4 separate regions of the Mus musculus genome follow, and regions 2, 3 and 4 are each linked to region 1. A link is a loop called in an ENCODE intact Hi-C map of the cell type or tissue named here. Cell type or tissue: left cerebral cortex. All regions are shown on one strand. Links, peaks and the distances in the headings refer to the core of each region. The heading gives the core; the rest is flanking DNA.

Region 1 (7,538 bases), core at 1,081-6,080:
AGTTAAAGCCAGACTGGGTACTGCGAGCAAGGAATGCCTGTAATCCTAGCACTCAGGAGGCAGAGGCAGGGGGATCACTACAAATCCCAGGCTGTCCTGCCTCAAAAAATTCAAAGAGGGGACTGGGGAGAGGAAGAACAGAAGAAGACAGTAAAATAAAGGTGTGTGGGGGGGAATGGAGGGACAGAGAGAGGGGGGGGGAATAAGGTAAAACAGCCAGGGTATTATCAGGTAGTAGGGACTGAGGGAGCTCAAAACAACAAATCACATATCCTATGAGCAAAGTGGTTGTATCTCAGACCCACTGCATGTTACTGGTGCTTCTATCTGTCTGATGCAGGCATTTTCCTGAACTAGTAGATATTTCAGTCCCTTGTACATGATATGTGTTAAATTTATTTGCCAGTCTTCCCCCTGCATAGCTCCCTTATGTTGAATAGGCCACAAAATGCTTCAGGGTCTTTGGCTTCCTCAGATCGACAACACAAATGACCAACTTTAGAATCATACCACAAGGTGGAGCTAGAGAGTTAAGAGCATTTGCTGCTGCTCTGGCAGGGGACCCAGCTTTGGTTTCTAGCGTCCACATGGTGGCTCACCACCATCAGTTACTCCTGTTCCAGAGGGATTCTTTTTGTTTGTTTGTTTGTTTGGTTTTTTGAGACAGGGGTTTCTCTGTATAGCCCTGGCTGTCCTGGAACTCACTTTGTAGACAAGGCTGGCCTCGAACTCAGAAATCCGCCTGCCTTTGCCTCCCACTTCTGACCTCCTCAGGCACCAGACATGCATACAATACACATACACACACGCAGGCAAAATAGATATACACCAAAAATGAATACATATTAAGGGGGATAAAAGGACTGGCAAGGCTGGGCGTGGTGTTGCACGCCTTTAACCCGAGCACTCGGGAGGCAGAGGCAGGCGGAGTTCGAGGCCAGCCTGGTCTACAGAGTGAGTTTCAGGATAGCCAGGGCTACACAGAGAAACCCTGTCTTGAAAGAAACAAAAAAACAAAAACAAACAACAACAACAACAAAAGGACTGGAAAGAGGGTTTAGTAGGTAAAAGGCACTTTGTCACCAAGCCTGATGACCTGAGTTTGGTCCCCGGGTTCCACATAGTTAAGGGGAGGACCAAGTCTCATGAGTTGTATGTCATAGGCACACAGAATTTAAAAAGGAAGGAAGGGAGGGAGGGAGGGAGAAAGGAAGGAAGGGAGGGAGGGAGGGAAAGGCAGGTAGATCACTGAGTTTGAGGCCAGCCTGGTCGACACAGAAAAACCCTGTCTCAAAAACAAAACAAAACAAATGAAACAACAAAAGAAAGAATGAGACCACAGGTCTGGGGGGATTGTTATACCTGTAATGAGGAATTCAATTGGAAGTTGGGGGGCCCTGGTCCCCAGATTCATGGCCTGATGAAAACTGTCCCATTGGGAAGATGCAGGGAGCAGGAGTTTACTGTACTGGGCTTTGTGTATCCATCCCTCTGGGGCGGCTTTGCAGCAGCTCTGATCTAAAGCCCATGAGTTTCCTGTTGGGGGGAGGGGGTATTGTAGAAGAAGGATTGGGAACTAAGGCAGCCTGGAGTGGGAGTCATGTCAGAATAGTCTTCTCTGTGGCTTTGCAGTGTGTAAGAGCTTCCTGGGTTGGAAGCCAGATGACATCTAATACGGTCAGAATCTCAGTGGCATATTTAAGAGGGCATTATGGGCAGTGAGGAAACCCCTCTCTCTCCAGGTGACTGCACAGGTACAGAAAGCATGGGCTGAGGCATCGCTAAATGGTGTCCCATTTGTGCCCCTAGCTGGAAAGTTCTAGTGAGAGCAATTACTTCTTCTCTGGAGGCTGATGCAGAATTACCCCCAAAGCACCCACATTCTATCACCTTTGTGAAACTCACGGTTGTATTCCCTGAAAAGTCTGTGTCGTACCTCCATAAGCCATCTCTGTCTGTGAACAAAGTAGCCTCGGAAGGAGGCTCATCCTATAAGGCTTATTATCTATTACTGCAGGTGAGGCGGAGTCTCTCCACACAGAAAAGCTGCAGGGTCCTCAGGATTAGGATCTGCCAGTAAAGGTAGTAGGATTTAAGTTTGGTGGGAATTATAGCAGGCTCTGGGGGTTGTTTTGTCTTGTTTTGTCTTTTAGTCTTTTGAGACAGGGTTTCTCTGTGTAGCCCTGGCTGTCCTGGAACTCACTCTGTAGACCAGGCTGGCCTCGAACTCAGAAATCCGCCTGCCTCTGCCTCCCAAGTGCTGGGCTTAAAGGCGTGCGCCACCACTTAAAATCAAGACTGTTATATCTTTTAAAAGGGGGAAGCGGAGAGGGTAGGAACAAGAGCTGAAGAGACAACCTTCACTGGATCTGCAGTTTAGATACACTGCCCCTAGCAGTTACACAGGACCACAGAGGAATGGAAGTTTGTCTACCGAAGAGGTGAAGAGGCCGATCAAGTGGGTTTGTTGACCAGGCTTGTCATTAGTACTACTGAGGAGGATTGAGTACTGGAATGTTAACAAGAGAGGGCGGTCATCACAGAAGAAAAAGAAACACGACCCCTGTACTAATAAGGAATATAATTTGGAATCTGGAGAAATCTGGAGTAAGAATGCTTACCATTCAAGGTAGAGGACTGAAGAATGACTCTCACCCTCACTGGGCAGCCTACAATCACTTGTAAGTTCAGCTTCCAGTCTCTAGCTTCTCTGGACACTTGCCCTGGTCAGATATACATTTTAAAGAAAAGAATGTAACTTTGATTCTTGCAATATCTAATGAAAAAATAGAAGAGCTCGCACAACCCCAGGGTCTCATCAGTACTCAGAGGAAGAGGGATGCCCTTCTTTTTGGGCTCCTTATGGTCCAGGAATTTGTCCTTTTTCAGGTTCAACCTGTGTGAGGTCGTCAGATATGAGCCGGCCTTCCCTCACAAGAGAGAAAGGACATTACTGCTTCCAAGGGTTTCCCACTTTGATGATTGTACTTGACGCCAGAAGAGACTCAGTAACTTTGAACTCTCCCAGCAGAAATATCAGCTGATCAATAACAGGAAAGAATCCTTTGACCGGAGGCTTAGTTAGTGCCTGCAGACTGAACTGAGTGGCCACTAGATGGCGCTCTAGAATCTCCTGAGCAGAAGAGACAGTGAGGCTTTCAAGGTCTCTGCTTAGTCATTAAAAACCTTGAAAGCGCCAGGTGTTGAAGGCACATGCATTTAGTCCCAGGCCAGTTAGGGCTGTACAGAGAAACCCTGTTCAACGGAACAAAATCAAAACAAAATGCCTTTAAAGCTGTCTTGATAAAGTATGGAAGGGATTTTAGAGTTCTTGATCTAGCTATTGGTCTGAGACAGGGTCTCAATATATCTGCTCTAGCTGGCCGGGAACTCACAGAGATCCACTTACCTCTGCCTCTTGAATGCTGGGATTGAAGATATTTATATTGTTGGTTTGCTTGGTTGGTTTTTGAGACAAGGTTTCTCTGTGTGATGTGCAATCCAGGTTGTCCTGGAGCTTGTTCTGTAGACTAGGCTGGTCTCAAATTGACAGAGATCCCCCTGCCTCTGCTTCCTGGGGTTAAAGGTGTGTGTTGCTGCCACCCACCACCACCACCATCCAGTTTTGATTTGATTTTGATTTTTTATTTATTTTATTTATATGAGTACACTGTAGCTGTCTTTAGACACACACCAGAAGAGGGCATCGGATCCCATTACAGATGGTTGTGAGCCACCATGTGGTTGCTGGGAATTGAACTCAGGACCTCTGGCAGAGCAGTCGGTGCTCTTAACCACTGAGTCATCTCTCCAGCCCTTGATTTGATTTTTAAAAACTTGATTTCATATGGATTTGCACTGTGTGTATGCCTGGTGCCCACAGAAGCCAGAAGCTGAGTGACAACCCTCCTTGAACTGGAGTCACTATGCCATCATGTAGATTTGGGGGTAGGAAACTGTCCTGGGGAGGCAGAGGGAGGGTTTTCCCCCCTGGCTTAAGTGAGATGGGTGCTGTGGTTCTCTTGGGATGGTAGCAGGGATGGGTGTGGAGTGGATTTATTTTGATAAAAATATTTTGATTATATTTACTTATTTATTTTGTGTGAGGGAGAGTGTGCAAGTGTATGTGCATGTACATGACATGGTGCACATATAGAACAACTTACAGAAGTGCATTCTGTCCTTCTACCATGTAGGTCCCAGAAATTGAACTCAGGTTCTCAAGCTTGGGAGCAAGTCCCTACCCATTGAGCCATCCTACCAGCTTCCTGTAGTGTTTTTTGTTTGTTTGTTTGTTTTTTGTTTTTTGTTTAATGTGCAACTAGAATACAATACCCTAGGGGGCTGACGAGATGGCTTAGCGAGTATGAGCACTGACTGCTCTTCCAAAGGTCCTGAGTTCAAATCCCAGCAACCACTTGCTGGCTCACAACCACCTGTAATGAGATCTGAGACCCTCTTCTGGTGCGCGTGAAGTCAACTACAGTATACTTATATATAATAATAAGTAAACTTTCACAAAAAGAAAGCCGGGCGTGGTGGCGCACACCTTTAATCCCAGCACTTGGGAGGCAGAGGCAGGCAGATTTCTGAGTTCGAGGCCAGCCTGGTCTACAAAGTGAGTGCTAGGACAGCCAGGGCTACACAGAGAAACCCTGTCTCGAAAAACCAAAAAAATAAAAAATAAAAAAGAGAAAAGAAAACAATACCCTAACCCACTGGTTGTGAAAGGACACTACGATGTCCCTGGGTTCCCCACAGTCAGTCCAGAGCATGTGCTGTTGGGCTAGAACAGTGTCTAGCATTAGGCGGGCATTTGTGTACTAGCAGGCATAAAAGTCATGGAGGAGCGCACAATCCCCCTCTTAATCAAAAATAATGCTGATAACACCGGGAACCGTGGGACCTACGGGACTGAGAAGCGATGTTCTGAACTTCCTGATAGATAAGATTACTGCCTGGCCAGAGACTTTCTGATAAAACACAATTCAGACCTTTGTGTTTTCCCTTAACAGTTAATCTAAAGGGGCTGTCAGTCACCCCATAGAAAATGCCCCATAGGAAAGTTCTGCAGACTCTCAGTAGTATGAAACCTATGTAAATAGGTCTGTGCGCAGGCGCAGTGGCCTCTCCCGCTGTTGCTCGGTCTCATCCCGTGAGGGTGGGTTTCTCGCCATACCTTGGAGCATGGTCCAAGGTCCACAGGTTTCACCCTGTGAGAGTGTCTTCCCTCACCGAGGTGCCTTGGCCATTGTTCGTTGAGCTTGCCTCGTTTTACTTGGTCATAAACCTTGATACAAGTAGCGAGCCAGTGGAGATCTGAGAAATATTGCAGTATTGCCTCACCTTCTAATGTTTCCTAAATCTGTTGGGGGGGGGGGAAGCTTTATTTGGGTTAAGAAAACAACACACATACAACAGGCCCACAGAGAGAAAGACCCTCAGACAAACGGGAGACTCAGGAAGCTATCACCCAGCTCTTCTCTGAGGGCTGGGTTTTTTAAAAAAACATCTTTGGCCAGCACTTGGGAAGCAGAGGCAGGCAGAGTTGGAGGCCAGCCTGGTCTACAGAGTGAGTTCCAGGACAGCCAGGGCTACACTGAGAAATCCTGTCAAAACAAAACCCAAAACCAAAATCAATCAATCAATCAATCAATCAATCAAACAAAAAAGTCTTCGAAGGGTCTTCCTCCCCTGATTTGGGGTTGGGGTTAATCAGATTGAAGAAAGACAATCTGGATGTTTGACCAACAGCTGTTGTGTAAGCATTGCCTAATCTGACACCAACCTGTTGAGCCAGTTCTTCAACATTAGGACCTGCTAGAAGGAAAAAACCCAAAGGGGCTTTGTTTTAAGATGTCAGACTTTGTCTGAGTCAGGAAGCCAAAGAGGAAGGGTTTATTACCTAGCCACTTAATTATCTGTTACCCTTTACCTAGGTAACTGTCCCCTACCCATCTGCCTATCAGGGAGTCTGTTTAACTCCCAATCTCTCAGATGGACATCAGGTCCCTATTTGTGAATAGGAGGATAGATGAGATGGCACTTCTGTAGGGCGGGACTGCATCCTCAAAATGGAGTCAGATTCTGCTTGTAAAATGGAGTCCCTTGGGGCAAGACAGTCTGGCAATCCAATGCTTTGCATGAGATGCAGGACCTCAGAGCAGGGCATATCCTGATCTCCACGGACCTCAATCCCCTAGAAAGATCAAGTATGCTAATCAGATCCCAAAGTTATCAATTAAATTCCTTTCTAGGAGCTGCTGAGAGGGCTCAGTGGGTTAAAAAAAAAAAATCCCTGGAACCGGGTAAGGGTGGAAGGAGAGAACCAAGTCCACAAAGCTGTCTTCTGACCTCCACACACACCCCACAGCACAAGTAACTCCATCAACCCACACTCATACAATAACAATAAATTAAAAAGAAAAAAAAAAAAAGCTTTGTCAGAGGACTCATCTTACCCAGAGCCTATCCTCTTATCCCCAGAAACTCTCATTAAACTCTCGATCTTAGCCCTTGATGCCTCTTGGGTACCCTTTACTATATCCAGTTGTGTCTGTATATGACAAAGCCCAACCTTTTCTTTTCTTTCTTTCTTTTTTTAAGATTTATTTATTTTATGTATGTGAGTACATACATGGTCGCTGTCTTCAGACGCACCAGAAGAGGGCATCGGATCCCATTACAGATGGTTTTGAGCCACCATGTGGCTGGGATTGAACTCAGGACCTCTGGAAGAGCAGTCAGTGCTCATAACCTGTGAGCCATCTTTCCAGCCCCCAACACAGCCTAATCTTTAAGCCTCTGTAATTAGTAAATCGCAACCCACCGTCAAAGAATATGGGTTACAAAGATCACATAATGCATGGAAAAAACCAAGACAACCCATTCAATGGGCAGAAGGGGTGTTAAGTAAAACATATGGGTGAGGCCAGGCATGGTGTAACATGCCTTTAATCCAGCGTTCAGGAGGCAGATCCAGAGGCAAGAGGGTCTCTGTAAGTACAAGCCCAGCTTGGTCTACATAGTGAACTCCAGCCCAGGCTGGAAACGGCAAAGCACAGACTGATAGAAAGATTTATCAATACAAATTGAGACCATGGTGGCACATGGGCGTATTCAAATCATATCAGGAAAACCAGCCCTGCAGACTTATGTATGAGACACATCACAATGGGACATAATGAGACCCTGCTCAAAAAAAGAAAGAAAAATATATATGTATATACCCGGTAGAGGGAGTACAGGGATGACAACATTCTGAAAGAGGCCAGCTGATGACACACACCTTTAAACTCAGCACTCCGGACGCAGGGGCAGATGATTTCTGAGTTTGAGGCCAGCCTGGTCTACAGAGTGAGTTTCAGAACAGCCAGGGCTACACAGTGAAATACTGTCTTCAAAAACAAAATAAGGAGACTGAAGAGATGGCTCGGCGGTTAAAGAGCACTGACTGCTCTTCCAAAGGTCCTGAGTTCAATTCCCAGCAACCACATGGTGGCTCACAACCATCTGTAATGGGATCTGACACCCTCTTC
Region 2 (7,538 bases), core at 882-5,881, 86 kb after region 1:
GACCAGTTCTTTCTGCTGGGAGCTTCTGATTACCATGTCCCATGCTCCATATACACACCCGGCCTCCTCTATGCACTCCCACAGAAGCACCGGTCACCCCTTCTGGTCCTCAGGCTCCATAAAGACACACCATTTCCAGCACACACCAGCCCAGCACACAAGGCAGCATTTGGCCCTCACCGCTCTCTGAGAGTTCCAGTTCACTGGTCTCTGGGGCCTCACTGGCTTCTTCCTCTTCTTCCTCCTCTTCCTCCTCCTCTTCTTCTGTGTCTTTTGCCATACTCAGTTCCTGCAGTCTGATTTCAGTGTCACGGGCTTCTTGTGGCTGCAACTTTAGTTGCACGGTATAAAGGTGCTGTAAGATCTGCCTCTGGGGAGCAAAGATGTCCAGTTGAACAAGCAGGACCACCAAGAGCAATTAATGCAAGGAAAGACAGGTTGAGAAGAATTCTAACTTCAAGGTCAGCTAGGGCAACTTAGTGAGACACTGTCTCAAAATGAAAATATAAAATGGGCCAGGGGTAGGTAGGTAGGTAGGTAGGTAGGTCACGAGCAAGATCTTAAGGTCAAAAGCCAGGAAAAAAGAAAGCTAGATTGATTTGGGATGGTAGGATGGGCTCTCATACCTGCAGCTGGAATCTCTGGGCCTGCTGGGCACAGCAAAAAGCCTTCTGGAAGCATGGAGCTAGCAGCTCGTATGCGTCTCCAGCCTCCTCACGTGACAGGGCAATGTTGAACCAAGTCTTAGCTTCCTGAAACAGAGGGAGAAAAACACAAGGTCGGTGGCTGCCTACCACATCCAGCTGCCCACAGCCAATAAGCTGGCTTCCCTTAGATCTGCTTTGTCTCTGTCCTATCTCCAGTTGACAGACGGTCCTCGGAAGGAACAGCCTTTCTCTGGGAAGCATCCGCTTGCACCCACTATGGAGAATGGTGGGCTCAAAGTAAAGTACAGCCACCAAAATACGCCTGCCTGTATGTGCACAGGGGGCGAGGGCGTGTCACCTCCAGAGCGTTGCCCTTGCGCAGCCTCAGTTCTTCCTCATAGTGGTGCACAGCCTTGCGGTGATCCTTCATGTCTCCCAGTGTGGTGGCCAGGGATACGTGGATAACAGCCAGCTCCAGATCTGGTCTGTTCAGCAGCTCAGCCAAGTGCAGCTAGGAAGGCAGCACAGTATGTCTCAGACCTTTTCGTATGTCGCTTGTCACTCTTCTCCTGCCCTATGTGGGAGGGGGGCACTCACCTGCTTCTGGTAAGCCTCAGCTGCCTTGGGAAAGTCACCCGCTTTGGAGAACAGGTCCCCCAACTGTTCACAGATAGCCATGGCACCTTGAAGATCATTGCCCTCAGCCTCTTCCAGCTGCTGCTGCAGCTGGATCACTGCCAATACTGCTGGAAAGAATCTCGAGTGAGGGGGAGGCGGGATCACATAGTATAGGGCCCCAGCAACAGCCTACCACCCACCAGCCATATTCCCTTAGACAGCAGCCTGGGAATCAGGAAAAGTGTCTCAGTGTGACCATTGGGTAAAAAAAAAAAGTGGGTAGTGGGGAACTTGACCACTTGGAACTTTTGAAGGTCAGAAGAGTAAGTGTGCTTTAGCAGCCTAGAATGGTGCTTGGTCTGAAGAACTGGTGACCGTCACTGTCAGTCTCGAAGGTACAGTATGCTGCCTGTGCTCCTGCTTCCTAATGCTGCTTTGTGACTAAGGTCCAGTCAGTTTCCCATAGAGCCTCTAGTTTCCTAGACACCCTGTGCAGCAGGCTTAGCCCAAGGCAAGGGTCTTCAACAAACAGAAATCTACCCTTGCTGTCTGTCAGAGGCTCAGAACATAAGCTGGATCTCTCCTGTCAGAAGAGCAGAGACCTTCTCAGACCCCTGAGGCTCTCAGTTCCAGGCCCCCATGCAGCCTCACCATACTTGAGACTCTGACAGACAGTCACTCTCTGGTTAGGCTTCTGAGAGCCCAACCTATAGGCCTTCTTCAGGGCTCGTTTGGCAGCTAAGAAGTCCCCCAGATCTTGGAGCACCTGGAAAGAGGGAGAAAAAAACTAAGACCTGTAGACCAAAGTCCAAGCCCAAGGCGACGATGAAAGGAGAGGTACCTGGGACACTAGCACGCAACATTCACTCTCCATGAATCTCATCTTCATAGCACGGGCACATTCCCGGGCCCCTTCTAAGCAGCGCATGGCCTGAGAGTGCTGCCCTCCGCGCCAGTGGATGGCACCCAGGTTGTATCGGGCCCGGAACAGATCTTCATAGAGATGGTTCTGCCTGTGGGGGATGGGGTAATAGGAGCTCAGAGCGTCTGGTGTCCACCAACCTTGGAACAGTGAGACACCGAAATACCTATGATACTATTGATGTTCAACCAGTTACGGCTATTAACACCACCTAGACCCCGGCTCGACCATTCTGTGGTTTCAGGCCTAAATGTGCGTGGCAAATGAACAACTTAGGCAAGCTGCCCTCTTGGAAGGATCCCAGGGGACCACCTACTCCCTCTTGGGGACAGGGATGGTGCCTCCTCACTCAGCAAGAAAGATGCTCTTTTTGAAGTAGTTGTTGCACAGGGCTGTCTGTTGCAGGCTCTCACAGGTGAGACCCAGATTGAGGTAGAGACGGGTCCTCATCTCACTCAGTTCCCGCTGGGTCAGCATCCCTGGAAAAAGAACAGCTTTAGGGACTCAGTTGCCCCCACCCCCACCCCCAGGATATGGGGTTTTCAGGCACTCCTACCCTTTATCCCATCTCTTATTGAGTGAGCCAGGAGTCTGCTGCACGTAGAATATAGAGAAGGAGCAGGTGCCTGACAGGTTCAAGCCTGAAGAGCAACACAGGCCTTGGAAAGGGAGGGCCCAGAGGGAGCCTATGGGGAGAATCCAAGAAAGGGGACATACCCTCTAGTTTCTCATCCACAATAGCCAAGCTCTTCTCAAAGGCAGCTTGTGCCTGCAACAAGGAATCTCTTGATTGGCAGTGGTCATATATATCCAGATGGGTGCGGCCAATGGTGGCCCAGGCTCGCTGTAGTTCAGTGTGGTTGGACAGGGAACCAGCCAGATCCAGGTAGAGATGCTGGTGCTAATGTAGAAAGAAAAAGCATTTGACATGATCCGACTCCCAGCAACTCCAGCAGTCTGATACCAGAGGAAGCTACTCTTAGAAAAGAGACCCTTCTGTTTCCCAAATTTCGACAGAGTTGGGTATACCCATGTCCTATCTTTTCTATGCAAAGGACTGTCTATGGCAATGGCTGTTCTGCCCTGCAGCAGTGCTGTCATGGGAGACCACTAAGGGCTGCATGGAGTGTTGCTCTCAATAGCAGTGGGTCCTGAGCCTTCCTCATTCAGTTGTCACAAACCCATCCATTCCCCACCACCACCACCAAGAGGCAGGCAGCGCCCCAAGTAGACATAAGAAGGGTGTGACTGCCTGCCAAGTCAAAGGTCCCTGAATACTTATTTGCATACTAGCCCTCTCTCCTCAACAAGTGAAGGTCCTGTACCTTCAGAGCAGCAGAGTAATTCTCCATTTCAGCCAGCCGTTCTCCAATCTTGCGGTGGGCCACAGCGCAGCCTAGAGTGTCCTGGACGCTCTCTAGCAGATGTAGTTCCTGCTGGTGCTCCTCCAAAGCGTCCTTGAAGCGGCCTGCCGGAAGAGGGGCGTGTGCTCAAGGTGCGCCATCACCCAGCCAGTCCCCTGCCTCCAGCTAGTCCTCTCACCGCTCCGGCTCACCGTGGCTAGCCAGCAGCTCCCCCAGCTGGTGGCAGTAGGCCGCCTCCTCGCGCAGCTGTCCATTCCTCTGGGCCCTGGTCTTGGCCTTGCTCAGCTCTGCCGGAAGAGAGAATCGAGTCTAACCCAGGACCCGATCCACACCCTGCGTCCCGACATGCACTCCCCAAAATACTCACGGCGAAGCTCCTGTTCCAGGGTCATAGCCAGACAAGCCACCGCCGCCGCGAAAATCTGCACTTCCCGCGCTTCCCTGAGCCCACGCCCATTTTCTCACTCCACCCATAACACGCAAGGCCCACCCACTCTTCTGAGCGCATGCTTAACCCCGCCCCTTCGGTGGCCCAAGTGCGGTAGACTCCAGGCCTTCTGGGATTTGTAGTCCTACTGGCGCCATCAGGTGGCAGAAGGTCTGTTGGGTAGGATCTGGGCCTTCAAGGCTGCTGTCAGAGTACGGGCACCCAAGCAGGAAGTGCCCTTTCTGGTGAGTTACCAGGACTACAGACTGACCCTGCTCCCCTGAAATCTACCTGCCTTTTTTTTTTTTTTTTTTTTAGGATTAGACGGGCTTGGTGGCATACGCCTTTAATCCCAGCACTCAGGAGGCCAAGACAGGCAAATTTCTAAATTTGAGGCCATCCTGGTCTACAGAGCAAATTGCAAATTCCTGAAAAGCCAATGATGCACAGAGAGACAAAAAAAAAAAAAAAAAAAAAAAAAAAGGAGGGGGGTCTGGATAGATGGCTCAGTGGTTAAGAGCACCGACTGCTCTTCTGAAGGTCCTGAGTTCAGGTCCAAGCAACCACATGGTGGCTACAACCACCCGTGATGAGATCTGATGTGTGTGTGTCTGAAGACAGCTACAGTGTACTTGGATATAGTAAATAAATGAATCTTTAAGAAAAAAAGATTTTTTAAATTTCACGTATGTGTTTACCTATATATATATATGTGTGTGTGTGTGTGTGCACCTGCCGTGTGCCTAGTGTCTGAAGAGGCTGAAGAGGGCAACTTGAAGAGGAGTTACAGCTTGTTGTGAATCATCGTGTGGATGTTAGTTACCAAACTTAGGTCCTCTGCAAGTGTAGCTCTTAACTACCGAGCCAACTTTCCAGCTCCCAGCCTGCCTTTTTATTACAGGTATACTGTAGTGCTACCCCCATTTCCTCTAGACATTATTATTTTTAAAGATTTATTTATTTATTTATTTATTTATTGGTTTTTTTTTGAGACAGGATTTCTCTGTGTAGCCCTGGCTGTCCTGGAACTCACTCTGTAGACCAGGCTGTCCTTGAATTCAGAAATCTGCCTGCCTCTGCCTCCCAAGTGTTGGGATTGAAGGCACGCGCCACCACGGCCTGGCAGATTTATTTTTTATTCATATGAGTACACTATAGCTGTCTTCAGACACACAAGAGGGCATCAGACCCCATTACAGATGGTTGTGAGCCTTGCAGCCTCCCTGGGGACCAACGCCCTCATGGCCTCCTGGGAGCAGAACAGGGGCTACCCTGTTCCTCAGATGCATTTCTGCCCGTCTACCATTCTCTGGTTGCTGGGAATTGAACTCAGGACCTCTGGAAGAGAAGTCAGTGCTCTTAACCGCTGAGCCATCTCTCCAGCCCTCTTCTAGAAATTAAAGCACATATCACCTATTTACATTTGTGAAAAAACTTGGAAAAAAAATACAGGTGCTCATATAGTCCTGGCTGGACTCAGAGATCCCCCTGCCTTTGTCTCCTCCATTCTGTGATCAAAGGCCTGTACCACCACTTGTAAGTTTTACCTTAAAATTTTAAATTATTATCTTGTGTGTATGGGCATTTTGCCTGTGTGTCTGTGTACCAATTGTGTGCCTAGTGCCCATGGAGGCCAAAAGAAGGCATCCCTAATTGGGGAGAGGGGCTGGAAGGGTGAGGGTTAGTATAGGGGAACAAGGGGAATAGAAAGATGGCTCAGTGGTTAAGAGCACTGGCTGCTCTTCCAGAGGACAAGGGTTCAATTTCCAGCACCCACATGGCAGCTCACAGCTGTCTGTAACTCCAGTTCCAGGGGATCTGACACCCTCCCAAAGACATACATACAGGCAAAACACCAATGCACACATAAATAAATAAATGAGTGGATGGATGAACAAACAAACAAACAAACAAACAAGAAAGACAAACTGGCAGTACACACAGTTATGAACCACCATGCGGGTGCTAAAAAAATCAAAGCTGGGTTTTCTGCAATAAAACTTTGGCCAGCACTCTTAAGCATGGAGCCAGCTTTTAGCCCCTACTCTTGCAACTTTTAAAAAGCAATATAATACCAAAAAACAAAAACAAAAAAAAAAAAACCTGTGATATTTATGATTGGGCATGAGGACTTAATGAAACTGTTGGGTGCCCTAGGGAACAGCTCACATGCAAAGGACACAGAAGGGCCCTGGCTAAAAGGGGAGGAAGGGGCTTTTTCAACTAAACAGAACAGTTTCTCCTATGTGGTATCAGTGTTCCCAGAAGATGCAGTAAAACTGCCTAGCTTTGTACTGCAAGGCAGTTGAATGAGAATATAGGCTGGAGAATTGAAAGCAAACCAGATTCCTTACCTGCAAAGTGCCCGGAACTCTATTTGGAATTATGACTTGGGGTGCTCTGTTCTCATTACCCTGAAGACCAAACACTTCCCTGGCTATGTGGCAGACGTAACACTCACCATCTATCAGGATGTGTACCGAAGGGCCCACTGGAGATGTAGTTCAGGATCCCACAAAGCCATGGGCGTGAGACATAGGAGGAATTAGTTTGTCTTTCGCTTTTGAGTCAGGGTCTTCTGGAGCCCAGGCCAGCCTCATCCTCAGCCGGTGGCTGGGGATGATGCTGGGCTCCTGACTTTATTTCCCAAGTACTGGGATTACAGGCATGTGTCTGCCACATCTATAAGCTGACAAGTTTATTTTCTATTCTGATCAAAGCATCGGGAGCACACATTATTTTTTTGGTTTCTCGAGGCAGGGTTTCTCTGTGTAGCCTTGGCTGTCCTGGAACTTACTCTGTAGACCAGGCTGGCCTCGAACTCAGAAATCCACCTGCCTCTGCCTCCCGAGTGCTGGGATTAAAGGTGTGCGCCACCACTGCCCGGCAAGATCATTCTTGCAAAGTTGTGCAGGGTGAGAAGGAAAATCAGATGCAGGTAGACCTCCTCTGAAGGGCAGGCTTGAGGCTAGGCCTTGATGGGTCCCAGGGTGTCAGAACAGCTATGGAGATCCACGCTGCCCACCCTTTCCCATCTGAAGCGTGCCTCCGAAGTCAGGTCCACTACCTGTAAGGCAGGTTGGTGAGCTGTGTGAGGGGCACAGTGAGAGACGAAGTATGGGATGGGAGGAAGGTACAGAATCAAGAGGCGTAAGACACAGGGAAGTCCCTCAGTGCTGTGGGGAAGACCATGACTTTCTTTCCTTCTAGACCTGGAGTTCATAAAATAGGAGTCTGTAGAGACCGAGCTATTCTAATGTATTCTATTGTGTTAAGAGTGTTCTCTTCCAGGCGTGGTGGCGCATGCCTTTAATCCCAACATTCGGGAGGCAGAGGCAGGTGGATTTCTGAGTTCGAGGCCAGCCTGGTCTACAAAGTGAGTTCCAGGACAGCCAGGGTTACACAGAGAAACCCTGTCTCAAACAAACAAAAAAGTGTCCTCTTAGATCATTACTTGTCCTATAAGACAGTATTTCACAAGCAGTTTTTTAAAACTTTATTATTATTAGCTTGTGTGTGCGCGCGCGCATGCCATGGTTTGTGTGTGAGTCAGAGACGAA
Region 3 (7,430 bases), core at 1-5,000, 74 kb after region 1:
CTGTTGGAAAAGCAGGCAAGAGTCAGTCAGCATCTCCAGGCGTGGTTATAGAACCAGTGACAGCCACATGGTGTTTGCAGTGGCCAGGTGAGGATCTGCTACCTACCTCATACAGCTCCGGCTTGTTCCCAGGGGCTGCAACAGAGCAAGGAGGAGCTGACAAGGGTGACCCCAGGACAGGCCCACTTCAGTTACGTCCCAAGAAGGTGTCTCCCATGCCATGTATCACAGAGCTCAAAGGGAAGCACAGAATAGGGGCTCCAGCCTCACCTCCTACCAATATGGCCTCTAAGAGGCTACATACAGATTGCTAGGTTTAGCTCTCTTCCCCCGCCAACATGACTGTAGTTTGTACACAGAACCACAACTTGGTACAAATAAAAGCCTGTCAGATGCTTCACACATGCAGTTGGAGACCCAGAGTTGCTCAGGATGCCAGAGGTTCTGACCACATTGGAGTATATTCTCGCTCCCCAGCAGGGTATTGCAGGGGCCCTCAGATTCCCACCAGAAATAATTCTGGCCCTAGTCATTACCCAGGGCCTAATGACTACGGGATGGACGTAGCAGTGTGGTCCTTTCCCAACAGCCCCTGCAACAGGGAAAGCCTTGGCTCCTCCCCTTCCTCCCAGTTTAGCCTACACTCACCTCCAACACCAGGAGTAGCTGGGATCCCGTGGAACATCCTGCAGGCCCAGGCAGCTATACAGCACAAGAGACCTGGAAAGCAGAGCCAACACTAACTCAAGGGTCCCCTTACACCTTAAGAACTGGGCTCTGGAGATCAGAGCGTTGTGAACAGCTTTCCTGCTCTCTACAGGAACGGCACAGGATGCTAAAGGACTGTCATGGGGGAATGTCATGTCAGGCTTTGAGGATGAACATCGAGTGCCATGGGAGTCCTGCCTGTTAGCTGGGTTAGGGTAGGGAAGAGTAGCTGTTAGAACTGGGGCAGCATCTTGGGCACAGGGGAAGGGCATTGTTGCAACATCTTTCAGTGGAAATGAACTGAGACTAGGTGTCCGGGGCTTTCTGTGTGTGAGGGAAAGTGTGGAGGTAGGTTTTACCCTAATCTGTGGGAGATACTGGAGAAATGAATAAGGGCAAGCTTATTGGTTGATGCGGCAAAGTGGCGGAGGCAAGGCCCAGGATAGGTCCTGTCTAATAAGGAAGCCAGCCCAGACACGCCTCAGGATTTGAAATGGGGTGAAAACAAATGTTCAAGGAAGATGGTCAAACTGAGATGGAGTGGCTTGAGGAGCAGCGAGAGCTACCGAGGTCGCAGGAGCTAGGAATAGCCGGCGGAGTCGCAGAAGAAAGGTGGGTACCCTCACAGACAGGGGAACCTGAACTGTGGACCAGCAATGCCACTTGACAGCGCCCATCACCTACTGAGACACTGGCCGCGCGGCAAGGGCCGCTGAGCCCCAGAGGAGACGGGACCGGGACACCTAGACCAAAGGGTTCCTATGAAGAGGGGACCCGGCCACCGCCGCTGTGTACCTGGGGCGTTTGGAGTCCCGGAGATGGCGACAGAAGCTCGGTGCTCGCTTTTTCCGCCTGCGCCTGCCGGGAAACCCGATCGGCAGCTCGGCACTCATCCTCTAACCTTGAGCCTACGCACATAGCAAGCCAAATCCATTGATCGGCACTCGGCTTTTTTTGCCTGAGCTTGCGCTCTGGAGTAGCTCCGCCTGTCAAGGCTTTTACAGCTCACATCGCCCACCCTTTTCGCAGAGAGCTGACACAAATGAGATAGCAGCATAGTTTATTAAGGTTTTTCTTTTTCTTCTGGAGGAAACGGCAGGACTAGGATCAGAGGCATTTAAAGAAGAGCTTGGAACTTTGGTCCATTGTGCACGCACCCTCTGGCAGTCTCTGACACACCGAGTCTCGGTCTTTGGTGCTCAGGTCTTTGGTGCACAGTTGCAACTCCTGCAACTGCACGAAGATCTTGTCCCAGAGGTCAGAGTTCAGCGGCCCTTGAATAGAGCAGCCTGTGGGGGTGAGGAGGAGGTAGGTTTAACTTACACACCCACAGGAGGCATAGTGCTTATGTTGTACCTCGGAGCCTACATTTTGGCTTGTCCCATCATAAAAAGGACTCAATATATCTGTATACTGTGGGCCCTCGGATCTCTGGAGGCTAGTGAATGCCAGGCCTTGATCAAGTCAGAGATCCCAGTAGGCTCAAGGTTGTCAGGGAACTGGATGAAGCGCACAGCTGCCAGAAATACCATTGTGTTGGGAAGAGGGGGTGAGATACAGGAAAAACCCAGGGACTCCCCTGTGCTCAGTTTTTATCCTCCAGGGGGAAAGGCTGCCACCCTCAAATCTCAGCTGGGCAAGGCAGTGGCAGGCCAGGCCATCAGGCACACTTATAAGGTGGAGAGTGCGTTGGTGTAACGGGACAAGCTAGCTTATTAGTAGATAAGGCAAGGAAGGAGGGAGGGGGGCAGGTTGAGAGAGCAAGCACCCCTTAAGCGGAACTTGGATCACTGACTGGTGGACAGGAATGAGGAAATAAGGTTTTCTGCAAGTAACAATGATTTGCTACCCTCCTGACCCAGAAAACCCCGCAAAAACAAAAGGTCCAAATCATGCCTGCCCTGGTGGCATCCGCCTTTAATCTCAGTCCTCTCCAGGTAGAGAGGAAACTTTACAGAGCTCCAGAACAGCCAGGACTACACAGAGACACCCTGTCTCAAAAAACAACAAACAATTTGCCACTCCAAAAGGAGGTTCAAATCTTCATGATCATTTTAAGAATACCCGAGGAGCTGCCTAGGCTGTGAGGGGGTGTGCATGTGTATCTGAAAAATGTCACTTTAAAGAAGCAATGTGCATTGTTTCAGAGGTCTGTCTATAAAGGTGGAGTTGGAAAATGTTTGCCAGGCCAGTCAGTCAGTGGCCCCCAAAGAAGTTTTGATATATGTTCTCTTACAAAGTTTGGATATATGTTCTCTCTGGTCACTGTTGAGTTTTTATGGTGAACTAACCCATGGGTTCCCCCTGTAAGTAAGTAAGATGATTCTCACTGAGAAGGAATAAACTGTTCCTAGCCAAAAGAGAAGGCTGCACAGAAGAAAGGATATCCCACAACCAAAAGCTAAAGGAACAGCTGGGCAGTGGTGCACACCCTTAGCCCCAGCACTCAGGAGGTAGAGGCGGGCAGATCTCTGTGAGTTCAAGGACATTTTGATCTACACAATGAGTTCCAGGACAGCCAGGCATATACAGAAAAACCCTGCTTGAAAACAAAACAAGCTGGGCAGTGGTGGCACACGCCTTTAGTCCCAGCATTTGGGAGGCAGAGGCAGGCAGATTTCTGAGTCTAAGGCCAGCCTGGTCTACAAAGTGAGTTCCAGGACAGCCAGGGCTATACAGAGAAACCCTGTCTTGAAAAACAAAAAACCCAACCAAAATAACAAAACAAAACAAACAAAAACAAATTATTTTGGGACTGGAGAGATGGCTCAGTGGTTAAGAGCACTGACTACTCTTCCAGAGGTCCTGAGTTCAATTCCCAGCAACCACATGGTGGCTCACAATTATCTGTAATGAAATCTGATGCCTTCACACTTGTCTGGTGTGTCTGAGGACAGCTACAGTGTACTCATTTGGCGGTGCACACCTTTAATCCCAGCACCCTGGAGGCAGTGAGTCTCGAGTTTGATGCCATCTTGGTTCCAGGACAGCTAGGGCTACATAGAGAAACCCTGTCTCGAAAATATAAATAAATAAATAAATAAATAAATAAATAAATTCAAATTGCTTTGTGTGTACTGGTGTTTCATTTCATTTGCATGTCTATCTGTGTACTGTGTGAAGCCAGGCTGCCTGCAGATCTGCCTTCAGATCCCTTGGAACTGAAGTTCCAAAGGTTGTGAGCTGCTATGTTTGATGCTGAGATTTGAAATGAGGGTCTCTGGAAGAGCACCCCTAAGTGTTGACCATTCCTCCAGCCCCTCCTTTGGTTTATTATTATTATTATCACTATTATTATTATTACTAGTACTATTATTTTCTTTACTATGCAGCTTAGGCCATGCTTGAGGTAATCTGCCTTAGTGCTTCCTGCCGTACTCTGAGCCACCAGTCAGTCTTGCTCCTTGCCCTGGTTACACCACAAACTGCCTTTCATCACAACAGCCTTGTGGAATCTCGCCGATGGCAGTGACTGCCCCTTCTGCTGGCAGGACCCTGGAAAGTAAGCCCTGTGTTAGGTGAGACACAGGAGCCATTCTTGTTCCTAGCCCTTACCTGATAGGCCAAGGAAGCTGAGGCCTTGGGACCGCTCTTGGAGGGCAGACAAGAGCTCCTCTAGACTGGCACAGCTGACCTCGGGGTTGGCAGACAGGTCCAGAGAGGTGAGTGAGGGGCAGCAAGGGAGACATCTACAATGACAGGGGACATGAAAGCATGAGCTGGCCAGGAAAGCCCTTGCTTTAGTACTAGGGAAGTCTGTCCCTTGGCTCTGGGAGCCAAGGATCTCTGCAGTGCCAGCCAGAGGCAGTGCCATGGCCAACTCTAGGGGCAGGATCGGGGGCAGGAGGGAATGTTTTACCAAGGAAAAATAAAGGACAGGCCAGAGTGAGAAGTTCTCATACCACAAGGGCATGGCAAGAAACTCAAGGAGGGTAAGCATGCCTGCCAGAGCCATCCCTGGAGACAGTGGACGTCAGAAAGAGGTGACACCACCTGACTCATTCATCTTCATGTCAGACTCCCTCCTCACAGGAGAGCCAGTGGCTCAGGGATGGTGTGTTACCTGCTCAGTTCTCTCACGGCCTTGTCACCCAGGCAGTTTGCGGACAGGGTTAGGTGGGCCAGAGCACAGCCTTCCTGGACGTTAAGAACAGGGCAAAAGGCCATGCCTAGTGGGCACCCATCCGTCTACCTTCCTCCCAGCAGAGTCCCATCACCAAGAGAGCTGAATGGAAAGGAAACACCTCTTTTCCAAGCTATAGGTTATAGATGCCTTGTAAAGACCACAGGGGCCTGGCGTGTCCCTTGGAACTTGCCTGAAGTACCACCACCTGGCTCCCAGGAGTCCATGGGTGTTCTTCCCAACCCCCAGCCCTTCCCTCAGACTCCGTACAACATGGCAGGGTTGCAGTTAGGTTTTGGGCCTTGGGATCCCTGTGTTCTGGTTTGGCAGTCTACTCCATACCTCATACCTTGGTCAAGTATTTGATAACAGGCTCTATGATACCCGAGTTGCTCTTGCTGGCTGCCACAGAGCTTAGGTCCAGACGTTTGAGGGTACAGGCGGGTAAGGTCTGCAGCACCCTCGCCAGGGCAGGAGCGCCGAGCAGATTGTACGATAAGGACAAGGTTTTCAGGTGCACAGCATCTGTACGGCAGAAGGACTTGTGTTAACTCATTCAGTGGCCCCTGCCCCTTCCCCACCCTAGAGCTCTGACCCCACAAGCTCATGAATCCTTTAGAGAAACTGTTACCCCTGGACTTTTTGTGAGAAAATTGAGAAGCAGTGGCTCTTGTCCAGTCTCTAAGCCCAGTTTTTACCTTTCCATATTCCTGGCTGGTAGGCATAAAGTTCTGGGCCAGGACATTTGTGAGTGAAAGTCAGGACACTTCCCTGACCATTAACACCTAATCCCAGGCCCCTCCCTCTGCTGGGCTCCACTGGGTCAGCCCCAGTCCTCAGTCCTCTGTACTGGGGCCATGTCACTGAATCAGGTGGGCTCGCAATGAAATTGGCTCAGGAAGGAAAGATAGAGGGACTTTGAGGGCAGACATGGCCTCTCTGAAACCCTACTTGTGATATGTGGGGGCTAGAATGAGTTCTGAAAACAGCCAAAGCTGGCCAAGAACCAATTTCTGCTGGGACCCCAGCTATACTTGGGTCCTAATAGGAACTGGCCCTTCCCTCAGAAGCCAGATCCTGATATTCTAGGACCCCTCTGCTCAAGGTTTTGAATCTTCTCAACCCCGGGGCCAGGGAATACACTTAACTGCTCATCTTACCTTGGAAGGCACCGCCCAGGGCAGCCTGGTGGCTCAGGAAGAAACTGGAGCTGAAGCCACAGGCCTGTAGGCGCAGGGTGCTGAGCATGGGGCAGGCCCGCAGAAGGGAGGCCAGGGCCTGACCACAGCCATCTCCTAGTGGGTTCATACTCAAGTCCAGCTCCTCCAAGTTCTATAGAAGGGATGGGATGGGCGCTGAGCTCATAGACTCCCCATGTGGAGTCTCATCTCCACAGGGGTCCCATTCCAGGGACACACACTACCCAGCTCTCCCAGATGCACCAGACCACCAATGGCTCAGTGGGGATAGTGATACCCTGCAGCTGTTGGCCCAGTGTATGCTGGGGTCTTTACCTGCAAAGCAGCCTGGCCCGAGGAGCCTTCCACAAGCTGACGCAGACCTTCCTGGCCCAAGTGATTGGAAGAGAGATCGAGGAGGACCAGGTTAGGCGTGGTGCCCAGGGTGGCCAGCAGCTCGGTAGCGCAGGCATCACCTAGTCGGTTCCCTGCAAGGCGTAGCTCCCGGAGTGCTGTGTGTAACTTGAGGGCCCTCAGCAGGGGTGTGAGCTGGGCTTGGCACAAGGCTAGGGAGCAGGCACTGAACGAAGGGCTGGAACTCTGGTGGTCCATGGCATGCAGCACTTGCTGGTGCTCCCCTAAGAAGAGAAGATACAGGGTCAGGTCACCAGGGCGAGAGCTCAAACCTGACGCCCGAATCCTGCAGGCAAATAAAATGGTCCAGGCAGTAATACGGAGCCTATTCCTAAAAGCCTTGGATTTAGTATCATGCAAGGAGCTTTTGTATAAATTGGGGTGGGGGTGGGGGAGCTCTGATCTCCTTCAGTCACATTTACATCTTCCAGTCACCAGTTACTGGTGACCTCCAGGCCCCCTCAGACTCCTCCCTGGGCTTTAGCTGTGACTTAGGCTGCTTCAGGAACTCTCATTCCAAGGGCCTAGGATCCTAGAACTGTCTGCTCCCACCTGTCCCCCACTTGAGGGTAAAAGGTATAAAGCTGGGCTGGAGAGATGGCTCAGAGGTTAAGAGTACTGGCTGCTCTTTCAGAGGTCCTGAGTTCAATTCCCAGCAACCACATGATGGCTCATAACCATCTAGAGAGATAACCATGAAATATGGTGCCCTCTTCTGGCCTGCAGGCTTACACGCAGGCAGAATATTAAATTTATATGTAATAAATTAATAAATCTTTTTAAAAAAGTATAAAGCTTGGGGGAGGGTTGGGTTTCCTCAGCTATCTGCAGGGTAGGTGGGGATTATAGGCCCAGCTCCTCCATCCTAAGACAGGGCTAGCTCACCTTGCCCCAGGCTCAGGCAGGCCCTGCGGTAGCGGTCCTTTAGCGGAGGAAGGTCCCACGAAGTTACCTCAGCTAACACCTAGAGTGTACGTGTATGTGGTGAGCAGCCCTGCGGAGCCTAG
Region 4 (7,538 bases), core at 1,603-6,602, 150 kb after region 1:
ACTCATTCCCATTCCTCAGTACCCACTGTACTCAGCTGCGCTGGCTGAGCTGGACGCCGTGCAAGTGGACTACTACCTGGACGAAGAGCGCGCCTGGGCTCTTGACATCGCTGAGCTGCGGCGCGCTCTGTGCCAGGCACGTGACCGCTGCTGCCCTCGAGTACTATGCGTCATCAACCCCGGCAACCCCACGGGTAAACCTATCAGCTCCGCCCCCTGCAGTTTCACTCTTTTTACCCCCCCCCCCCCGCTAGCTCCGCCTCACTGGGCTCCTCCTTCCAGCCCCGCCTCTTCCTCCAGAACCTGCCCTTGCTCTCCAACCCCAAGCGCCTGGGCTGAGCACTCTTGGGCTTGGTTCTCTGTTGCCCGCGGGCGGCTGACTTTCCAGTCAGTGATGCATCTTCACACTCCAGGGCAGGTGCAGACCCGTGAATGCATCGAGGCCGTAATCCGCTTTGCTTTCGAAGAGGGACTCTTCCTGATGGCTGATGAGGTACACACAGGGGCACACAGAGTGGTGAGCAGCAGCTCAGCCCCCAGCCTGAATGACACTGCCACCCCTACAGGTATACCAAGACAATGTATATGCTGAGGGCTCTCAGTTCCATTCATTCAAGAAGGTGCTCACGGAGATGGGGCCACCATATGCCACGCAGCAGGAGCTCGCGTCTTTCCACTCAGTCTCTAAGGGCTACATGGGCGAGTGCGTACAGGCTCAGGTGGTGGTGGTGGTGGTGAAGCGGGGAGGGCTAGAGGACTCTCAGTCACTGCCACGGTGGCGCACCCTCTTCCCAGACCAGCCTCAACTCATGCTCTCCTGGGCAGGTGCGGGTTTCGTGGTGGCTATGTGGAAGTGGTAAACATGGATGCCGAGGTGCAGAAACAGATGGCGAAACTGATGAGCGTGCGGTTGTGTCCACCAGTGCCGGGCCAGGCTTTGATGGGCATGGTGGTCAGTCCGCCAACCCCCTCGGAGCCGTCCTTCAAGCAGTTTCAAGCAGTGAGCAGACCAGACCAGGCCAAAGATACCTGGTGATCCGGCTTTGGGTGGGACTATAGAGGGACACGTTGAAACCCTCTTCCATGATTCCCTCCTGTGACTGCAGGAGAGGCAGGAGGTGCTGGCTGAACTGGCAGCCAAGGCTAAACTCACGGAGCAGGTCTTCAACGAGGCCCCCGGGATCCGCTGCAACCCGGTGCAGGGCGCTATGTATTCCTTCCCTCAAATTCAGCTGCCTTTGAAAGCAGTGCAGCGTGCGCAGGTGGGGCATGCAGGGCTACATGGGGGCCGAGCAGGGTGTGGGCCTGGCGCCAGGCTGTGAGCTGACCACCCTCCTGACCCCCAGGACCTGGGCCTGGCCCCTGACATGTTCTTCTGTCTGTGCCTCCTGGAAGAGACTGGCATCTGCGTTGTGCCTGGGAGTGGCTTTGGGCAGCAGGAGGGCACCTATCATTTCCGGTGAGACCCGGGATGGGTTGACCCTGCCACTAATGGACCTGTACTTCACGCTGACCATTTGTCCTTTTCAGGATGACCATTCTGCCCCCCATGGAGAAACTGCGGGTGCTGCTGGAGAAACTGAGGCACTTCCATGCTAAATTCACTCATGAGTACTCCTGAAGCCACTGCTAGGGCCACACTGGATGCTCTCTGACTCAACAAACTGAGGGTCCTTGGGAGCCCTCACTATTTCTGATTTTGCATAGGGTCTGGGTACTTGTCCCTGCAGGTCCCTAATAAAGCTGGGTGTAGGCCTGATTTGAGGTGGCTGCCTGGGTGACCCCAGCTTTGACTCACCTGACTGGCTTTGTGTAGACACACAGACTCCACATAAGGGACACTGGAAACGGCATCTAGAGGAGTTGCTAAGGATGGTTCCCAGGGAAGGGAGGACCCTCCAGATCGTCATTCCTACATTTGGCTTGAGACAGTGCATCTGTGGGCTAGGTCTTCAGTCTTAAGTGTGGGGCATGTGATGATCGGTTACATAAAATCAACTAACATGCCAGTAAAAGGTGTGACGGCAGAGCATCTGCCTTTTAGGGCCGCAACAGAACCACTTTGGGAGGGGGTGAGGTCTGAGGGAATGCAGGGGAAAGAGACCTCAGAGGCTGTGTCAGAAACAGTAACCTTGCTCCGGGACACAGCCGTGTGTGCCAACCACAGTAGGGAGGTATTCAGCTCTTACAGCCAAGTTAGGACTGACAGCAAGGGCTTGGGCGGTGCCCACCTCCGGCAGAGCAGAGCAGGGGAGGTCCTTTTGCAAAGCACATTTAGGAACCCTTGGGGCAGATGTGTGCTAATGGAAAGATACATCCTGGACTGGGAGGCTCAGGATGAGCCCCTGTGCACAGTAGACACTGCTGGGGTTCAACTTGTTTGGTCTGCAGTGTTCCTCTGCGGTAGGCAAAGCCGTCCTCCATCCCCTAAGTTTTGTGGTACTGGGGATTGGACTCAGGACCACTGAACTATATCCTGCCTGCCACCCCTTTAAACAGCTAAGGTATCCAGGGCAACCTAAACTCATTCTTCTCTTGCCTCAGCCTGAAGAGCAAAATTATAGGGGTTTACAATCATGCCCCAAAAGTAGAACCCATTTTATAGATGTGAACACTTAGATCCTGAGACTATCTGGAAGTGGCAGGATAGCCCCTCCGTGGAAGCAAGGCAGTGCCAGGGTGCTAGGACTTGGACACTGTGTCCAAACACAAAAGAAGTTCCACCCAGTTATCTACTATAATTGAGTCAGTTAACCCAAGGCCTCATTTAACAGTCTCATTGTGGACTTGGGAGGGCACAACTCTGAGAAGGGGGAGAGACTGGGCATGAGCCTTCCCTGCAGAGCCAGAATCACGTGGTCTGGACTAACTACCCTCACTGAATACTGAAAAGGAAGTGGGTATCACGGGCAATAGCTGACTAGGTCCTGCCCTTCCCCACAAAACTCCTGCTTCTGTGGTCACTGACCTGGGGGCAGCTCTGAAGCCACAGTCTCAGCAAGGAATGGGGAGCAGTGCTAAATGCATTGTGGGGCAAAGTATTGGCTCTGTGAGCTAAGTATTAGAAATGCTTCGGGAGCTGGGCGTGGTGAGCCCGCCAGTGGTGGCGCACCCGTTTAATCCCAGCACTTGGGAGACAGAGGCAGGAAGATACTGAGTTTGAGGTCAGCCTGGTCTACAAAGTAAGTTCTATAAAGAAAACCTATCCACACACACATAAAACCAAACAAACAAACAAACAAACAAACAAAAAACCGCTAAAGTGAAAATGCTTCTTCTGGAACGGATCTGGTATCCATTCAGCAGACAGGAAGATACCTTTGAGACCAGCCTGTTACCTCAGCTTCCTTCCTAGCCACTCACATCTACCCGCTGGCATTGTGAGCAGCAGGCTGTCGTGTCCAGGTTTGGCACGAGGGGCGCCAGAGCAGATGATTTGGGTCTGTGTAGGTATCAGTAACCTGCTTAACATTTGGGTTTTAGGCCAATTGAGGACTAGTAGGGGGTTGGCTCCACCCCCAGCCCGGGTTGCCCCGCCTCTCCCTCACCCTGACCCCTGCGCAAAGCATGCCGGTAGTTATGGGCTGTGCAAGACTGCGGTCCCACCATGCGATAGGACCGGTCTATCGCTCCGCATTTTTCTCCCAGCTTCGGTACTTCCGGGATTTCTGGTCCCAGTGTGCGTGTCGGGATTACAGCCTGACTGTCCCCGGCCCTATGTAGGAGGACCAGACCCTGACTGTTCATCCTGAGCCGTCCGATCCCACCACGAACGGGCCATGCATGGGAAGTTGCTGCCGCTGGCCGGCCTCTATCTTGTGCAGGGTCTGCCCTATGGACTGCAGTCCAGTTTGCTTCCCATTTTACTGCGGGCCCGTGGCCTCTCCCTAACGCGCGTGGGTCTAACCAAGGGATTGTATGCTCCATGGCTGTTAAAGCTGGCGTGGGCACCGCTGGTGGACAGGCGGGGCACCCCGCGGGTCTGGTTAACACTCAGCACACTGTCCCTGGGCTTGGTGTGTGGACTGCTGGCTGTGTTGCCTCCTCCGCAAGCTGGCCAAACAGGGCTACCTACCACCGTGATGGGGCTGCTACTGCTGCTGAATCTGGGTGCAGCGGTGCAGGATGTGGCTCTGGACACACTCGCTGTGCAACTCCTAGAGCCAAAGGAGTTGGGACCTGGGAACACTGTACAGGTGGTCGCTTACAAGCTGGGATCAGCACTGGCTGGGGGTGGACTGTTGGTCCTCTTCCCCACTCTCTCTTGGCCACTGCTCTTTTTGCTCCTAGCTGCCACCTACTGGCTGGCTGCTGCCTTAGCCTGGGCTGCACCAGCCTTGGGAAGGCTGCCATGGCCTCAGGCCTCAGAGCATACACCCCACAGCTCCTATCTTCTACAAGATTTGCTGGCTGTGCCTGGGACCCTCTGGACAGCGGGCTTTGTGCTCACCTACAAGCTGGGTGAGTGAGGCCTGCAGTTAGTTACCATCGAGCTTAGAGCCCAAACTCTATGTTGGTCCCTAGGGCCCTGAAACCCACTCAGGGGACTGCCCTATGCTGGAATACCAGCCCAGAGCTCTGTAGCTCAGTTTTGTTTCACCTCTTAACTTCCCTCAGCTCCAGCCAATGCCCAGCCCTTTCTCTTCTAACATCTGGGGCCCATGAAAATGAAGGGGACCAGGGGCCTGACTGGTTGGAGTACTGAGGCTCCTGGAAGAAAGACTGGGGCCATCCTTGCTTACGGTCTCCTGTAGGTGAGCAGGGTGCTGGCAGCCTGTTTCCACTTCTCCTGCTGGACCATGGTGCTTCTGCCTCAGACTTGGGGCTATGGAGTGGCTTGGGTGCTGTGACCTGCTCCATTGCTGGCTCCTCCTTGGGTGGGGCTCTACTGGCCAGGCACTGGTAAGCACTCCCCAACCCTAGCCTGACCCTCAATTCCACCGGTGTCCCAGGTGATCTTACCATAGCATCTCTCAATTCCCACCCCAGGCAGCCACTGAAGCTGTTGAAGACAGTGCTGCAGCTCCGCCTTGGGAGTTTGGCTTGCCAGACTGCTCTGCTCTTCCACCTCAACAGCCCAGGGGCCAGCGTGGACCCTGGCACAGTCATGAGAGGTAAGAGGTGGACATTGGGGGGTAGGGGGCAGGAACCCAGGCTCCCACTGACCTTTCTTTGTTCTTCCAGGGGCAGTTTTGCTAAGCCTATGTCTACAACAGTTTTTTGGGGGTGTGGTCACCACTGCCACATTCACTGTGATGATGCACTGTAGCCAGCTAGCACCCAGAGCCCTGCAGGTAAGAGGGAAGGGTAGGGATGCCCAGGGACTGCAGGGGTAGAGAGTCACTCGGCCCTGATCTGCATTACCATTCCTAGGCTACACATTACAGCTTCCTGGCCACTCTGGAACTGTTGGGCAAGCTGCTCCCAGGTACCCTAGCCGGCGTGCTGGCCGACAGCCTAGGCCCACATCTCTGCTTTGCTGTCTTCCTTGTACTCTCAGCCCTGCCTGTTCTGGATCTCCGCCTGGCACCCAGTAACCTGACCTGAGCTGGATGTTGGTTAGGGCTGTCTATAAAGCCAATAAAGCTATGTATGGCCTGGATGTCTGGGACACAGGAAATGCAGCTCTCCTCAAACTGAAGGCTATGTTACCAGAAAGCACATAAAATTACTGAATGCTTTTTATTCTGCAGTTTGGATCTTCTTATCCCCTTCCTGCAGCCAGAAGGTTTTGCCTGACAGTCAGTGATGGCCACATCATGGCCTTGGTGAGCCTGACACCCTCGGAGTAGTGGCCACAGTCTGGCTTGCCTCATGCCTCAATCATGTGGCACCCTCCCATGTAAGGTGGTCATCGGCCTCTCAGCAGGAGCTCTTCTGTAGCTAGGTGCATCAGGGCATGAAAGTCCAGGTGTAGGTACTTCCTCCAGAAGCGCCGGTCCAGCCCATACACCTGGGCTGGGTAGCATGGACTCGCTAGGGTGGAGCAGAAACACAGGCCTGAGGACTCAGCTGGCTCTAATACCCATCCCCCGCTGGCACCAGGCAACCCCGTGGCCCTCACCAATGCCATGGAAGATGCGGGCCACAGCCCTTCCTGAAAACCTTTCTTCTGGCCTCAGGGACAGGAGCTGGCGGACATCCCGGCGTATTTGGTCCTCCCAGTCCTGAAGCTGTGGGAGGATAGCATGTAACCTCATCTGAGCTACCATAGCATCTGTCATGTAAAATCACACCCGGAGCAGCCAAGGAAACCTTGAGCCAAGCAGGGATTGAACTGTGGGGTCAGGGTTGAATGGGGCCATGTCACTGTCCCAAGCTTTAAGAACTATCCTCAGAGGTGTGGCACTTACCTGAGTCTGCCCAGGTTTTGGACCCTGAGTGTCCGTCATAGTTTCTTCCTCCTCCTCCTCTTCCTCAAAGTAGTAGCTGACCAGGGTCTTCACCTGATTGCTGTGCTCCTCATTAGACTGCTCTAAACAGGGTCCACAACTGGGAAAGGCCACACTGGGGACGAGACAGACCTGTCAAGAGTTGCCCATGGGGTCAGAGCGGGTGGCCTAGGCCCTGCCTACCTCTTTCCCACCTTCGAAAGGCCTTGGACATTTGGTGTAGGTGGGCCAGGGCCTTGTGTTCACGAGCCTGCACACGGTTGTACAGAAAGTCACAGATCTGGTCCTTTTCCTCATCTGTCAGGTCCCCGCGACTGTGCAGGTGAAAGGCCAACTCGCTGAACTTCACAAGCACTCCGGTGCCCTGTGCTGCGCCTGTCAGCGAGTGTGTGGGTCGGAGGGGAACAGCTGGCTAGCACAGCCCAGCCTGGGGTAGTGGTGGGCATACATACCTTTCTTTGGCTCTGGGTCCCACTTCAGCTGGTGGAGAGCCTGCCGTACAGAGGCCAACTTCCAGCCCATCGAGTCTGCCAGTTCCACCACACCAAACTCTAAGGAGCTCCTGCCCTGACTTGTGTCTTTAGGTGGCCACTTGGCCTGGCATGCAGCCAAAGGGGGACACCTGTGCCCAAGGAACAAAGGAGTTTATGGCCAGCAGCTCTTATTCTTTATCTTTATCCTTACCCTGAGGTAAGATGTGCTTACCTGTGGGCCAGAGCTTGCAGCTGGGCACTGCCGCCAAGGCAATGCAGATGGCACTGGGCGTAGGTCCAGGGCAGCAGCTCCAACCAGTGCCGAGGGTGTAGTTCCAAATAGCACAGCAGAGTCTCAATAGCTAGAGGCAGAGAAAGGCTCAGGAGAGGTGGCACCAGCCTCTCCCTGTAACCCAAATCCTGCTTGGCTCCTTACCCTCCTCTGTCATGTCCAGAGCCTGTACTGTAGACTGCACTGGGAGTGCCCGCTCATGGCCCAGGCAGGCCTGGCCCAGTACAGGGTATGTTTGTTGGCCACTGTGCTCTTTGACTTCCTCAGGTGAGGACTTGGAAACAGGTCTCTGGCTGCAGGTGCAGGGTGGGAACACACGCTGCACCAGCCTCTTCACAGCTAGGAAGTCAGTGCTGTCAGCGTGGGCATGTCTGCGCAGTT

Evidence for each region. Peaks named below come from ENCODE experiments on the same cell type or tissue, not always from the same donor. Only the 100,000 strongest peaks of a DNase experiment are listed, where the experiment ranks them.
Region 2: it touches region 1 in a loop (4-fold over the local background); 29 of 42 quality-filtered maps call a loop at or near these places.
Region 3: it touches region 1 in a loop (2.5-fold over the local background); 29 of 42 quality-filtered maps call a loop at or near these places.
Region 4: it touches region 1 in a loop (5-fold over the local background); 11 of 42 quality-filtered maps call a loop at or near these places.

What each region holds. Positions count from the first base shown.
Region 1 is chr15:76,549,784-76,557,321 of GRCm38, forward strand. No RefSeq gene overlaps it. Among named protein-coding and RNA genes, the nearest start is that of Gm35739, 3.9 kb to the right of the region's middle. In left cerebral cortex, for the core only: a CTCF peak has its summit at 3,122 (motif pointing right); a DNase peak (open chromatin) is centred at 3,123.
Region 2 is chr15:76,635,936-76,643,473 of GRCm38, forward strand. Tonsl (tonsoku-like, DNA repair protein) reads right to left here and starts at 3,994. Exons shown (of 26, transcript NM_183091.3): 1 at 3,919-3,994; 2 at 3,743-3,838; 3 at 3,513-3,655; 4 at 2,905-3,088; 5 at 2,537-2,666; 6 at 2,107-2,278; 7 at 1,917-2,031; 8 at 1,245-1,390; 9 at 1,006-1,158; 10 at 627-752; 11 at 181-370. The coding sequence starts at 3,943. It overlaps Cyhr1 (cysteine and histidine rich 1), which reads right to left. Exons shown (of 4, transcript NM_001357882.1): 4 at 7,460-7,538. In left cerebral cortex, for the core only: CTCF peaks have their summits at 3,775 and 3,992; a DNase peak (open chromatin) is centred at 4,065; H3K4me3 peaks cover 1,060 bases; H3K27ac peaks cover 197 bases.
Region 3 is chr15:76,624,486-76,631,915 of GRCm38, forward strand. Vps28 (vacuolar protein sorting 28) reads right to left here and starts at 1,599. Exons shown (of 10, transcript NM_025842.4): 1 at 1,504-1,599; 2 at 649-720; 3 at 107-135. The coding sequence starts at 685. Tonsl (tonsoku-like, DNA repair protein) reads right to left here. Exons shown (of 26, transcript NM_183091.3): 20 at 7,309-7,387; 21 at 6,346-6,647; 22 at 5,992-6,163; 23 at 5,181-5,356; 24 at 4,772-4,845; 25 at 4,264-4,397; 26 at 1,752-1,997. The coding sequence ends at 1,816. In left cerebral cortex, for the core only: a CTCF peak has its summit at 2,297; DNase peaks (open chromatin) are centred at 693, 1,168, 1,646 and 2,341; H3K4me3 peaks cover 2,439 bases; H3K27ac peaks cover 2,592 bases.
Region 4 is chr15:76,697,890-76,705,427 of GRCm38, forward strand. It overlaps Gpt (glutamic pyruvic transaminase, soluble), which reads left to right. Exons shown (of 11, transcript NM_182805.3): 5 at 1-194; 6 at 414-493; 7 at 567-703; 8 at 826-1,000; 9 at 1,107-1,262; 10 at 1,347-1,459; 11 at 1,531-1,786. The coding sequence ends at 1,621. Mfsd3 (major facilitator superfamily domain containing 3) reads left to right here and starts at 3,653. Exons shown (of 5, transcript NM_027122.3): 1 at 3,653-4,461; 2 at 4,755-4,902; 3 at 4,990-5,114; 4 at 5,185-5,294; 5 at 5,374-6,350. The coding sequence starts at 3,780. The coding sequence ends at 5,547. It overlaps Recql4 (RecQ protein-like 4), which reads right to left. Exons shown (of 22, transcript NM_058214.3): 16 at 7,302-7,538; 17 at 7,098-7,227; 18 at 6,845-7,014; 19 at 6,587-6,767; 20 at 6,354-6,507; 21 at 6,065-6,173; 22 at 5,664-5,976. The coding sequence ends at 5,852. In left cerebral cortex, for the core only: CTCF peaks have their summits at 3,417 and 4,293 (motif pointing left); DNase peaks (open chromatin) are centred at 3,124, 3,547 and 4,279; H3K4me3 peaks cover 1,219 bases; H3K27ac peaks cover 1,723 bases.